Regions from separate parts of the Homo sapiens genome. Here regions 2, 3 and 4 are each linked to region 1. The links are chromatin contacts, found by Hi-C or POLR2A ChIA-PET in ENCODE. All regions are on one chromosome and are shown on one strand. The core of a region is the stretch at or near the end of the contact, and the rest is flanking DNA. Distances in the headings are between cores, read along the strand shown.

What was found. Hi-C counts contacts between places; a loop is a spot of excess contacts on that map. ChIA-PET counts read pairs that join two places held with the same protein, here RNA polymerase II (POLR2A). Pooled maps may share reads with other maps.
Region 2: a map with no recorded cell type shows a loop between it and region 1 (13-fold over the local background). The contact joins two enhancer-like sites. A Hi-C loop is called at or near these places in 4 of 37 single-sample maps with no recorded cell type and 4 of 50 pooled maps. POLR2A ChIA-PET finds 5 or more read pairs at or near these places in 1 of 52 experiments (A549).
Region 3: a pooled map shows a loop between it and region 1 (9-fold over the local background). The contact joins two enhancer-like sites. A Hi-C loop is called at or near these places in 8 of 37 single-sample maps with no recorded cell type and 10 of 50 pooled maps. POLR2A ChIA-PET finds 5 or more read pairs at or near these places in 1 of 52 experiments (MCF 10A).
Region 4: a map with no recorded cell type shows a loop between it and region 1 (4-fold over the local background). The contact joins two enhancer-like sites. A Hi-C loop is called at or near these places in 9 of 37 single-sample maps with no recorded cell type and 9 of 50 pooled maps. POLR2A ChIA-PET finds 5 or more read pairs at or near these places in 2 of 52 experiments (H1 and activated T-cell).

The regions. Positions count from the first base shown.
Region 1 is chr9:96,149,398-96,151,970 of GRCh38, reverse strand. No RefSeq gene overlaps it. Among named protein-coding and RNA genes, the nearest start is that of HSD17B3-AS1, 96 kb to the left of the region's middle. Within about 2 kb of position 1,295, at least 3 of the 41 ENCODE cell types and tissues checked have a DNase peak (open chromatin) inside an H3K27ac peak, as active enhancers do.
Region 2 is chr9:96,483,231-96,485,803 of GRCh38, reverse strand. It overlaps HABP4 (hyaluronan binding protein 4), which reads right to left. Exons shown (of 8, transcript NM_014282.4): 6 at 1,171-1,342. Among named protein-coding and RNA genes, the nearest start is that of HABP4, 34 kb to the right of the region's middle. Within about 2 kb of position 1,268, at least 2 of the 41 ENCODE cell types and tissues checked have a DNase peak (open chromatin) inside an H3K27ac peak, as active enhancers do.
Region 3 is chr9:95,821,675-95,824,247 of GRCh38, reverse strand. All of the region lies in intron 2 of ERCC6L2-AS1 (ERCC6L2 antisense RNA 1), which reads left to right. Among named protein-coding and RNA genes, the nearest start is that of ERCC6L2, 53 kb to the left of the region's middle. RefSeq lists an enhancer at 955-1,164. Within about 2 kb of position 1,272, at least 3 of the 41 ENCODE cell types and tissues checked have a DNase peak (open chromatin) inside an H3K27ac peak, as active enhancers do.
Region 4 is chr9:95,856,112-95,858,684 of GRCh38, reverse strand. The region is part of intron 1 of ERCC6L2-AS1 (ERCC6L2 antisense RNA 1); the gene reads left to right. Among named protein-coding and RNA genes, the nearest start is that of ERCC6L2, 18 kb to the left of the region's middle. Within about 2 kb of position 1,290, at least 3 of the 41 ENCODE cell types and tissues checked have a DNase peak (open chromatin) inside an H3K27ac peak, as active enhancers do.

The DNA of each region.
Region 1 (2,573 bases), core at 46-2,545:
GACACAATAATAGGTATAAAAAACCACAAAAACGTTCAGACCTTTTGATGCCATAATTCTACCACTTAAAACATTTTTCAAGGGGATTATTAAATAGGGTTGCTTTCTAATTAAGAAAGCTCATTGCAAGATACTGTATAAGACCAAAGATTGCAAACAACTTAAATGCTCAGCAATATAGGATTGGCTGATGGAATCATTTGTTCAGCAAATACCACTGAGCACCCTACTGGAGTGCCTGCTGTGCTCTGACCATGCTTTGGGAATAAATATTCTTCTCAGACGTGTGCTCAAAATACACAGTGTGACCCAATGTCGAATGTACAAGTGTGTAAACTGATATTTGACCAAAGACAAATATTGCCAGCTTAGAACTTCTGGGTTTCATGGATACATCTGAAATTTCATTTAAGAATTTTTTTGTTTTGTTTTGTTTTGTTTTTTTAGACAGAGTGTTGCCCTGTTGCCTAGGCTGGAGTGCAGTGGCATGATCTTGGCTCACTGCAGCCCCCGCCTCCCTGGTTCAAGCGAGTCTCCTGCCTCAGCCTCAAGAGTAGCTGGGATTACAGGCGTGCACCACCATGTCCAGCTAATTTTTGTATTTTAGTAGAAATGGGATTTCACCATGTTGGCCAGCCTGGTCTCGAACTCCTGACCTAGTGATCCACCCTGGGCCTCCCAAAGGGTAGGGATTACAGCCTTGAGCCACTGCACCTGGCCTTATTTAAGAATTTAAATCATGTTTCAGTTTTCATTTAAGAACTTTAGTAGTTAAAATTGTATCTGATTTTTTGTTTTTAAATTGATGCATAAGACATGCATATTTTAGGGATACAAGTGGTAATTTTATATATTTGTGTAATTCATACAGATCGAATCAGTGTACTTGGAATATCCATGCCTTAAATATGTATTTTTCCTTGATGCCAGAAACATTTGAATTAGTCTCTTCTAGCTATATGGAAATGTATCTAGATTATTGTGGACTGTAGTCACCCTACTGATCTATCAAACAGCAGGTCTTATTTCCTCTATCAGACCAGAGGTTTGTACCCAGCAGTGACATTTTAAAGCTTAATATTTATAGTGTGATAACAGTGACCTCTCAGCACCGTCACCGGGCAGGGTGCTCCTGTGGTCACTGTTTTCAGATCTGCAGTGGAAACAAAAGTCCATTTCCAAGAAACCAGTGGGGCCGTACAATATGCTTTGGTAGCTAGCTTAGTCAGCACCAGATTCCGCAGAAGATGCTGGTGCCTGAAGCAGATCAATGGGACGGGTGCCACGGTGGGTTACCGTGTAAGAAGTAAATGTAGCATGTGAGTCAGCTTTCCTTCCTTTAAGCCAGTGGTTCTAGGGGTGATTCTGCCCCCCCAGGTGACATTAGGCAATGTCTGGAAATTGGGGGAGTGTTGGGACCAACATCTACTGGGTTGAGGTCAAGGGTGCTGCTAGCTTTTTATGATGCACAGGACACTCAGCCCCTTACAACAAAGAACCACCTAGTCCAAAATGTCAATAGTGCCAACCACAGTAGAGAAACGCTGCTCTAAACATAGACACAGTAGTCTCCCTAGCTGTGGTTTTGCTTTCAGCCGTTTCAGTTACCCACAGTCAACTGTGGTCTGAAAATCGGTGAGTACAGTACAATAAGATACTTTGGGAGAGAGAGAGAGACCACATTTACATAACTTTTATTACAGATACTTTTATCATTGTTCTATTTTATTATTAGGTATTGTTGTTAATCTCTTAGTGTCTTAGCCTTAATTCATAAGTTAAGCTTTTTCATAGGTATTTATGTACAAGGAAAAATGTAGTACAGTTGTTCGTCTGTATACCTGAGTTCTCACCCCTTGAACACTGTATTCTTGGTCCTGGTTTCGTTAAAAGAGTCTAGGTATTACTGCAAGGGTCTGGTGAGGGCTAGACAAACATCCCTGCAGAAGGATCGGTATCACAGGGACACTAACCCAAGAGGCCAAGTCTGTCCTGGCGTCAGGAAGGGTCCCACTGGGGAGAAACAAATGGTTTCACACTTCAAACGTTTTCAAGTGGGAACGTGAACCACCCGTGCTGTCTGACAACCTGTGTTGTATATGTAGGGTCCATACTATCTGCAGTTTCAGGCATCCATAGGGGGTCTTGGATTGTTCCCGCAGATAACGGGGGACTATTGCAATTGCTAACATCAAGTGTTCTCCTTTCCCTACCACCTGGACTTGAAGATGGGGTTGCAGGAAATGCAGCAGCCCCGGAAACAGAAGCTGCGTGCTCTGCTCGAGGAGCCTTCTGGACGCTTCAGCAGCAGTCTTCAGATTGCTGCCTTTCCTCAGTCATCTTCATTTCCAATAATTTGCATGCATTTGAGGGAAAAATTGTCCTCAAGTGTTGGATCTAAAAATTAACAGTGGAGCACTGGAATAGGCTTTTAAGCTAACACTGTGTCTCTAAATGTCCATGCTCCTCAGCGCTCCTTGCAAGCAAGTTAATCCCAGCACCTTTCCGGCTAGGAAAATAGGAGGGTCTAAAGCAGGCTGAAGAAGAAAATAAGTGCTTGCCTCCCAAAGTCC
Region 2 (2,573 bases), core at 19-2,518, 330 kb before region 1:
ACCTGCTACCTGCTCACTCCCACCTCGAAATAGTGACTGGTATCAAGCTGTAGATGGAATGATACAGATTCTAAATCCCATAATGGGAATGCTTCAGTGGACCTAGCCTTAAGTTCAGTAACAAGTCGGGGACTTGATGACCCCATGGCATCCCTATCAACATATGCTGCTAGATGTTTCCCCGAAACCTCTCCCTGCAAAACTGAAGCTTCTGAGAAGAGCTGGACGTAAGCCGTGAGCAATAAGGCCTCACAACACGGAGGAGCTCCCTGAGCAACCCCTGCAGCACGCTGGCCGCTGTGGCAGTGCCTGACCGAGCAGCCAAGCGTTCGGGGACTCATCTCCCGCCACGTCTGCAGTTAGGCAGGGGGCGCAAAGCTGCTGAACCAACATGGGAAAGGCGTCAGAAGTGCATGGAACCTCAACCACAGTTTAAAAAGTCATCAACTACTCGGCCAGGTGCAGTGGCTCACGCCTGTAATCCCAGCACTTTAGAAGGCTGAGGCTGGTGGATCACCTGAGGTCGGGAGTTCAAGACCAGCCTGACCAACATGGAAAAGCCCCGTCTCTACTAAAAATACAAAATTAGCCGGGGTGGTGGCGCATGCCTGTAATCCCAGCTACTTGGGAGGCTGAGGCACGAGAATCGCTTGAACCCGGGAGGCGGAGGTTGCGGTGAGCCAAGATCGCGCCACTGCACTCCAGCCTGGGCAACAAGAGCGAAACTCCATCTCAAAAAAAAAAAAAAGTCATCAACTACTCAGTGAAATGCTCTTATCAAGAAACAGAGTTGAAAGTAACCTACTCAGGGGACACAGAGTGTAGTTCTCCTTTGATTAACTCTGAATTGTACAAGACACAATCTGTAACTCTCCCTTGAGAAAAATGAAATACAGTTAATACACAGTATGTGTACAGTACCCGCATAGTCCCAGGGTGAGCAGAAGATGCACTGTCACTCTAACTGCTCTGTGCATCTGTCAATACCTCAAGTTTCAATTCCTTTTCTTAATGAACAATACAGTAAAATTAGGCATGCATCATCTCTGATTAGAAACAAAGACTGCCAACTACTAATGTTCCATTTTCAAGACAGAAGTGGAAAGGTACATTTCACTTCCAGTAAGGTAAAAGTAAAGATTACCTCTACATACGAAATGCAATGCTTACATCATCTCTGTATTTTGACTTGTGAATCACCACGGCTTTGGAAGGAACAGTGGATTCTGGTTTCCGGATGTTAAACTCAGGCTTTGGTCTGGTCTGTTCTTGAAGATTTTTCCACTCATCTAAAGTCATCTCTTGAACTTGGGTTTCTTCTTCTACCTCCAACTCAGGAACTCTATAAAGAGATATATAATCATAAAGAATACTTTTTGATGGTACTAAAATGTCTACTTTATAAAGAAAAAGTTATAACCATTAATTCAACATATTTTTGTGGTACTGCATTTCAAATGCAAATAAGGTAAGGAAATCTTTGACTCACAAGCTTCCATATTTCATTTTCAACATTTTATGTCATCACTGCCAACAGAAGATACTTCCTATCTGTGTTCAAATCAATCTTTGAAAAATGGGAACATCACCATCCTGATGACATTAACATCACACTTCACCACTGGCACTCCCTTCCAGACAGCATGACAGACAAAATGAGGTAATTATGGACAATGGGTTGAAATAAAATACAGGAAACCATAAACAAGTTTTAAAGCAGTGGCTCATGAATGCATACTTTTGCAAATATCCTCTTTAATGAGTTTTAAAAAGAAAACAAAAGACAGAAATATAGATTGAGAGCAAAGAATTCAGAGTCCAGAAATAAACCCTCACATTTACGGTCAACTGATTTTTTTTTTCCAACCGTGGTGCCAAAGACAATTCAATGGAGAATGAAAAGTATTTTCAACAAACGGTGCTTGGGCAACTGGATATCCACACACACCAAAAGAAAGAATGAAGTTAGACCTACCTCACACCATAAATACAAGAGCTAAAATATAAAACTCTTAGCAGAAAACCTAGGCAGAAACTTTCTTAACCCTGGACTGGGCAATGGTTTCTTCCACATGACACCAAAAAAACAAGCAACAAAAGTACATACATTGAACATCATCAGATACTTTTATACTACAAAGGACACCATCAAGAAAGTAAAAAGACAGTCCACAAAATGGGATAAAATATTTACAAATAATATATCTCACAAGGGACTTGTATCTAGAATACATAAAGAATTCTTTATGAACAGCCAAGCGTGGTGGCTCATGCCGATAGTCCTAGCTACTCAGGGGGCTGAGGTGGGAGGATCGCTTGAGGCCAGGCATCTGAGGCTGCAGTGAGCTATGATCACACGTGTGAATGGCCACTGTGTTCCACCTTGGGCAACAGAATGAGACACTGTCTCTTTAAAAAAAAAAAAAAGAATGCTTTATGAATTCTAGATACAAGTCCTCTTTAGTTGAGACAAATGACCACCCTCCCCCCAAAAAAGGCAAGGATCTGAGTGAACATTTTTCCAGAGAAGATATACAAATAGGCAGTAAGATGTTGCACATCATTAGCTATTA
Region 3 (2,573 bases), core at 23-2,522, 330 kb after region 1:
ATGGTCATTAGCACAGGTTTCACCATGAGGCTCCCGGGAGGACTCCTGCTTACGCCTCCAGGCTCACACCTCCCTCCATCCCTCCCAGCCTTTGTTTCAAGAACGTCCACTCATTTGTAAACTGTATATTTTGTTGCTCTGTGTCTCCAAAACCCGAGCATATTGCCTGGAGCACAGAAGGCATACAGTAGATATTTGTGGCATAGGTAACTGAATTAATAAAAACTTAGCCATTCAATATAGATTGGATCCAATTTATTTTTTTTTTTCTGATTTCTTTGTATCATAGAGGCTAGGACTGCTGTGGTGGAAAGTAATCATAATAGCTAAATATGTAAGGAGCATGGTTTTCTTGGATAGTTAGAACATGCCCCGCTTTGTCGGACTAGTCTAATGGAGAACTCCAGGGCCATGAGGCTCACTCCCTGAAGAGCAGCAATGTGGGAGGAACTCAGCACTCGGAACCCCGTTGATTATTACCAGGAGTGGAGAAGCTCACTCACATTCTGCCATGTTTGAACACCTGTGTAGCAGGTGGCAAAACAATCAGCTCATACATCATTTTCCAAATCTTGAGCCCTACCCAAATTATATTCCCACAGGATAAAATATTGGTCGTATTTCCTAGGGGCTTCACGCCTGGAGAATAGGAAAGCCCAGGTCCTTTGCTGCCAGCTGGGACAAGCTCTGACGGGTGCCTTATCCTCTTGAGGTCCCTGCAAGATCAGGCTGGCGCCACCCCACGGGTCGCAGCCTGAGATAACCCCTGGTGTGGCTCTTCTCCTCCTCATCATCCTGCTTCCCTCACTCCTGCCCAGCCTTCCCTGGCGCACTTCCTTAGTAAACACCTCCTACCTCCTCTGTCCTCACCTTACAGATTTGTTTCTGGGGAACCTGACCTTACCCACATGCTTACTCTGAGGGACACAAAGCTGTGTGAGGCGCAGTAACAACCCCCAAGGAGCTTTCAATCCAGTTGAACTTGGCTTGAATTGCATCTGTGCTTCTTACAGGAGGGTGGGCCTTCAATAGAGCTAGACAGAGCCTGATGACACAGGCGTTTGGGAATCTTGAGGACAAACCTGTTTTTATAAAAATCTGCCTGCCTCGTGCATGGCAGCAGGTTTGACTCTGGCCTTGCTTCACTAAATTAAGCAAAAACAAGCATTATCAAATGTTTAGATTTCCTGGAGTCTCTGGCTTCAAGTAGCTTGATGATTCATTTCTGACAACCTCATAAAACCAACCTCTAGCCACGTCCAGGCTTAAGCTTTGTGGTGGTGGAGTGGGTTTTCCCTGTTGTATTTTTAACCTAAGAACAGAAGCAATGCTAGCCACACTGATAAAAACAAGTGAAGAGTTAACTTTCAAGATGACCACAGTCAGATGGTAGCGTGGAAGCCACCAGAGCCACTTAATCTTCCCAGATGATGGATCACTGCAGTACCTAAGTCTCTCATGTGGATTTCTGCCACAGTCCTCTGCACACACTCACTAAAGGGATTTGCAGTTCATGGGTCCAACACAGCAGCATGACCATTGGTTGGGCAGGGCCAAAGGCCCTCGAGGCAGAAGGGTTACCAGGAGAGTCACGCAGCCTTTACCGTCGGGATTTGTGAAGACAGTCACAGTTGGCGACAAGGGTTTTCAGAGTTCTTGGTGTTACTTCACCACCCTCCCCTGCTCTGAGCCCACTCTTTCCTCCCCTGTCCTCGTTCTTAGCTCCTGCTGTTGCCTCCTTTTAGCTCTCACACATTCTCCCTTCTTCCGGTTCTGCCCCAGATATTCTCCCAAGCTCTGTCCAAAAAATCACCAGTTTACCCCTTGAAATTATTTCTCAAGAACTATTTTCCCCCAAGAAGTTGCAAGCTGCTGCATCCCACCTTGGTGAGCTGAGAGCCTGGAGATCAAGACCTGGGCGAGCGGCCAGACCCCTCCTGGCTTCATGCTCAAGTCTTTTTTCAGACGCCCTGAGATCAAGAACAAGGGCACATTCTTAGTTCATGGCCTTTTACAAAATGCTACAGATAATGGAATTTAGATGATGCAACCATTTTACTTGGAGTAGAATGTGTTTTTAGCTGAGGGGGTTTTCAGGGGAAACACATTATTTAGGTTTAGAGGGTATCATGCTTGTCAAAAGCAATTAAATGGGACATAGAGCCCTCAAAGAAATGTTCAAATATAATCTGGACATGGTTTGGGTATCTGAATAAATGTAAACTTGACCAAGCCTTCTTGTTTAAGAAATATAGCCTAAAACATACTACTCTTGATAAAAATTGAAGTTACTAAAATGTTCTGATTTAACGTTGCTTCCACCGGCTAGTTGTTGCTTTATAAATGTCATTTGCCATGTAATTCCAAATGACTTTACAGACTACAGAGCATGGGATTATTGTGTCAAAAGGAGGCTTTCATGATCTCACATAAGCCAGAAAGACTTTATTTAAACTTACGTAGGAAGATGTATTGGTTGTTTGGCCCAAGAAGGTCTTATTTGAATGACAGCATTTAGGGGACCACATGACATTTCTATAAAACTAGACTAGAGTTGATAACAGATGAAGGAT
Region 4 (2,573 bases), core at 41-2,540, 290 kb after region 1:
GTCAAGTAAATGTAGGTGTGATCAGAGATTAGTGTAATCAGAAAGAAGGCATTCTGGAAGAGATAAGCTTTTAGCTGGCATTGAAGAATAGTTATATTTAGATGTGTCAGTTAGATAAAATATTATTCTACACAAGGTAAACTTTGAGAAAAGTCAGAAAATGGAAAAAGTTCATGTCAAGTGTGAAAAACCAGTGATTAAGTTTTGCTGGAGTATTTGCGCCTGAAGGGGATTAGTGAGAGAAAGGGTTCCTGGAAGATTTTAAAGGTGAGGCTAGAGAGTCCAGTTATTCCAAGGCAGTAGAGATCCACTGAAGACTTTATAGCAGGAGAGTGACATCCCAAGGACACAGGGGTCATTGCTGATGCTCCCAAAGTGCCTGCTGATCTGAGCTGCCAGGGTCATTTGATTAGTATCAATGACTTCAGGGACTCATCTAGAGTTCTCACATTTCCTTGTACTTCATTTGACTGAAGAATAAAGGACTTAGAAAATTGGAGCCCTAAGAAACAGTGAAAATAAGTCTGGGAAAATCCCTGGAGCCTAAAATTAAGCTCTGCCTGTTCTTGGTTTCTTGTTGCTCTCTGGCAACTTCATTAAGTTTCTATTCCTCTTTCCACTCCAACATATTGCAGCCCTTTGATGCCTTTAGATTAGCAAGTTCAACACCTTCTTTGGACTGTAGGTATGAAGACCCAGTTTTGAGCTAGGCTGACATTGGACAAGCTGCAAGGCCAGCAGTTCCTGCATCAGGTCAGCACAGGGAAGTAGGTATTAAAGAGCTGAGCCAGAGCCCTGGGTGCCAGGGCTGGGAAGAAGGCTGGTCTGGCAATCTCAGAATGGCATGGTATTGATAGGTGAGAGCAAACACTCATGATTATGGAGGTCTAACTTGAAGTTGCCAGGTTGTCGTGACCTACAGACTTAGTCTCATTGTTCTTTAAACTTAGTTTGAAAATTTAGAAAGCAACAGAATGAAAAAAGTTCCGCTTAGTTATCTTGCCTTCTCTTGTCACTCAGGTGAGAATGTGAATGCAACTGGACTCTTTTTCTCCTTGCCCAGTTCCTACACGTAAAGATTCCTTTACCAGGAACAGCCCTTAAGTCTTTCATGTCAGTTGTTTAATTCTCTGGAAACTGACCTCTGTTTCCCCATATCCTTCTTGCCTAACTTGTAGATTTCCTGGAGTTTGTCTCCCTGCAGCTGAAATTCTGGCAGCCAATAGGGGACTCAGCCTCACCCCAGTCTCTAGAATCAAACCAGGTATTAATAGGAGGGATTAAGTTGCTGTGACTCAACGCTTAGGCACTCTAGCAGCAAAGATGCTTGATGTTGTCCAGCCCTGATCTTGGGCCCCAGTTTTCACAACAGGCTTCTATCTTGCTCCAATCTGCTCTTTACACAGCTGCAAAAGCCCCTGCCTTGGCAACGTTCCTGGTAACAAGATCCCTCTGGGGAATGGCTCAGCCTTGGTCTTCCACTCCTCCTCCCCCCCATCACTTCTGCTGCCCCTCATATACTGAAGCCTTGCCCTTGAACACTGTCTTCTTGATATTTACACGTTGTGCTCAGTATGATGCTTGGGTCACAGACGATTAGTAAAGACATGAACTATGTTCATCATTCCTAGGGGGAAGGGGAAGGGCCAGGGTTCACTAAAAGGGTGTCATTCATTGCTGATGTCCTAGAAACTGCAAACTGCCAATTTGAGTTTAGGAAACACCTATTATTCTACCTTGATTGTATCTAAAAATGGGGTGAGAAGGAAAGTGGTTTAGTGAACTCCACCCTCAGGAATAAATGCAGAGGGCAACACCTCAGTGAAGTGTGGTGGTCTGCAATGTATATTTCAGACATCTGCCATTCCATGTCCTAGGTATGTACCTCTACCCTGCCCTTGGAATAGGAAAGTAGTCCTTGTATTCAAGCCAAATTGATATTAGGAGATCCACATATGATCTTATCAGGGACACTACAGTCTGTACTCTCTTTCTTTGCTGCCTTTCAGGGAACATATACCAGACCTAGAACACTGATGACTATTCAGGAAAGGTATGGAAGAGTGGGCACAAGGTGGGACCCTGACTATTTTCTGGAGTCACCACCAGCTGGGACCCAGTTCTGCTGACTGTTGTAGTCCTGTTGTAACAATTGCTTTCATGTTTGCTAAAATAAATAAATATCAATGTGTTTAACCAATAATGATAACCACTTTGCTTTTTGGCAAATCCTAAAGAGATAAAACTAATTCATATAATTTAGCGGGGAGAGAAAAAGGCACACACAAAAGTCTCATCCTCCTAGATCCATTTACCATCTTGAAAGGGACAAGTAACAGATAACTTGTTAATTATGGAAGGATTCTATAACCTTACTCACTTCTACCAGATTGGTTACTTCATTATCCTATTTCTTTTCAGAGATCAGGAATAAGATCCTTAAATTTTTTAGGTTTCTGTGCTTATCTACAGATGTAGAAGAAAATGCAAAATGAGGGAGATTATGCAGTGGTATGAAACAAAATCTGAAGGGATAGAAAGGATGGCTGAGTTGCTGGAGAGGAAAGAAAGCT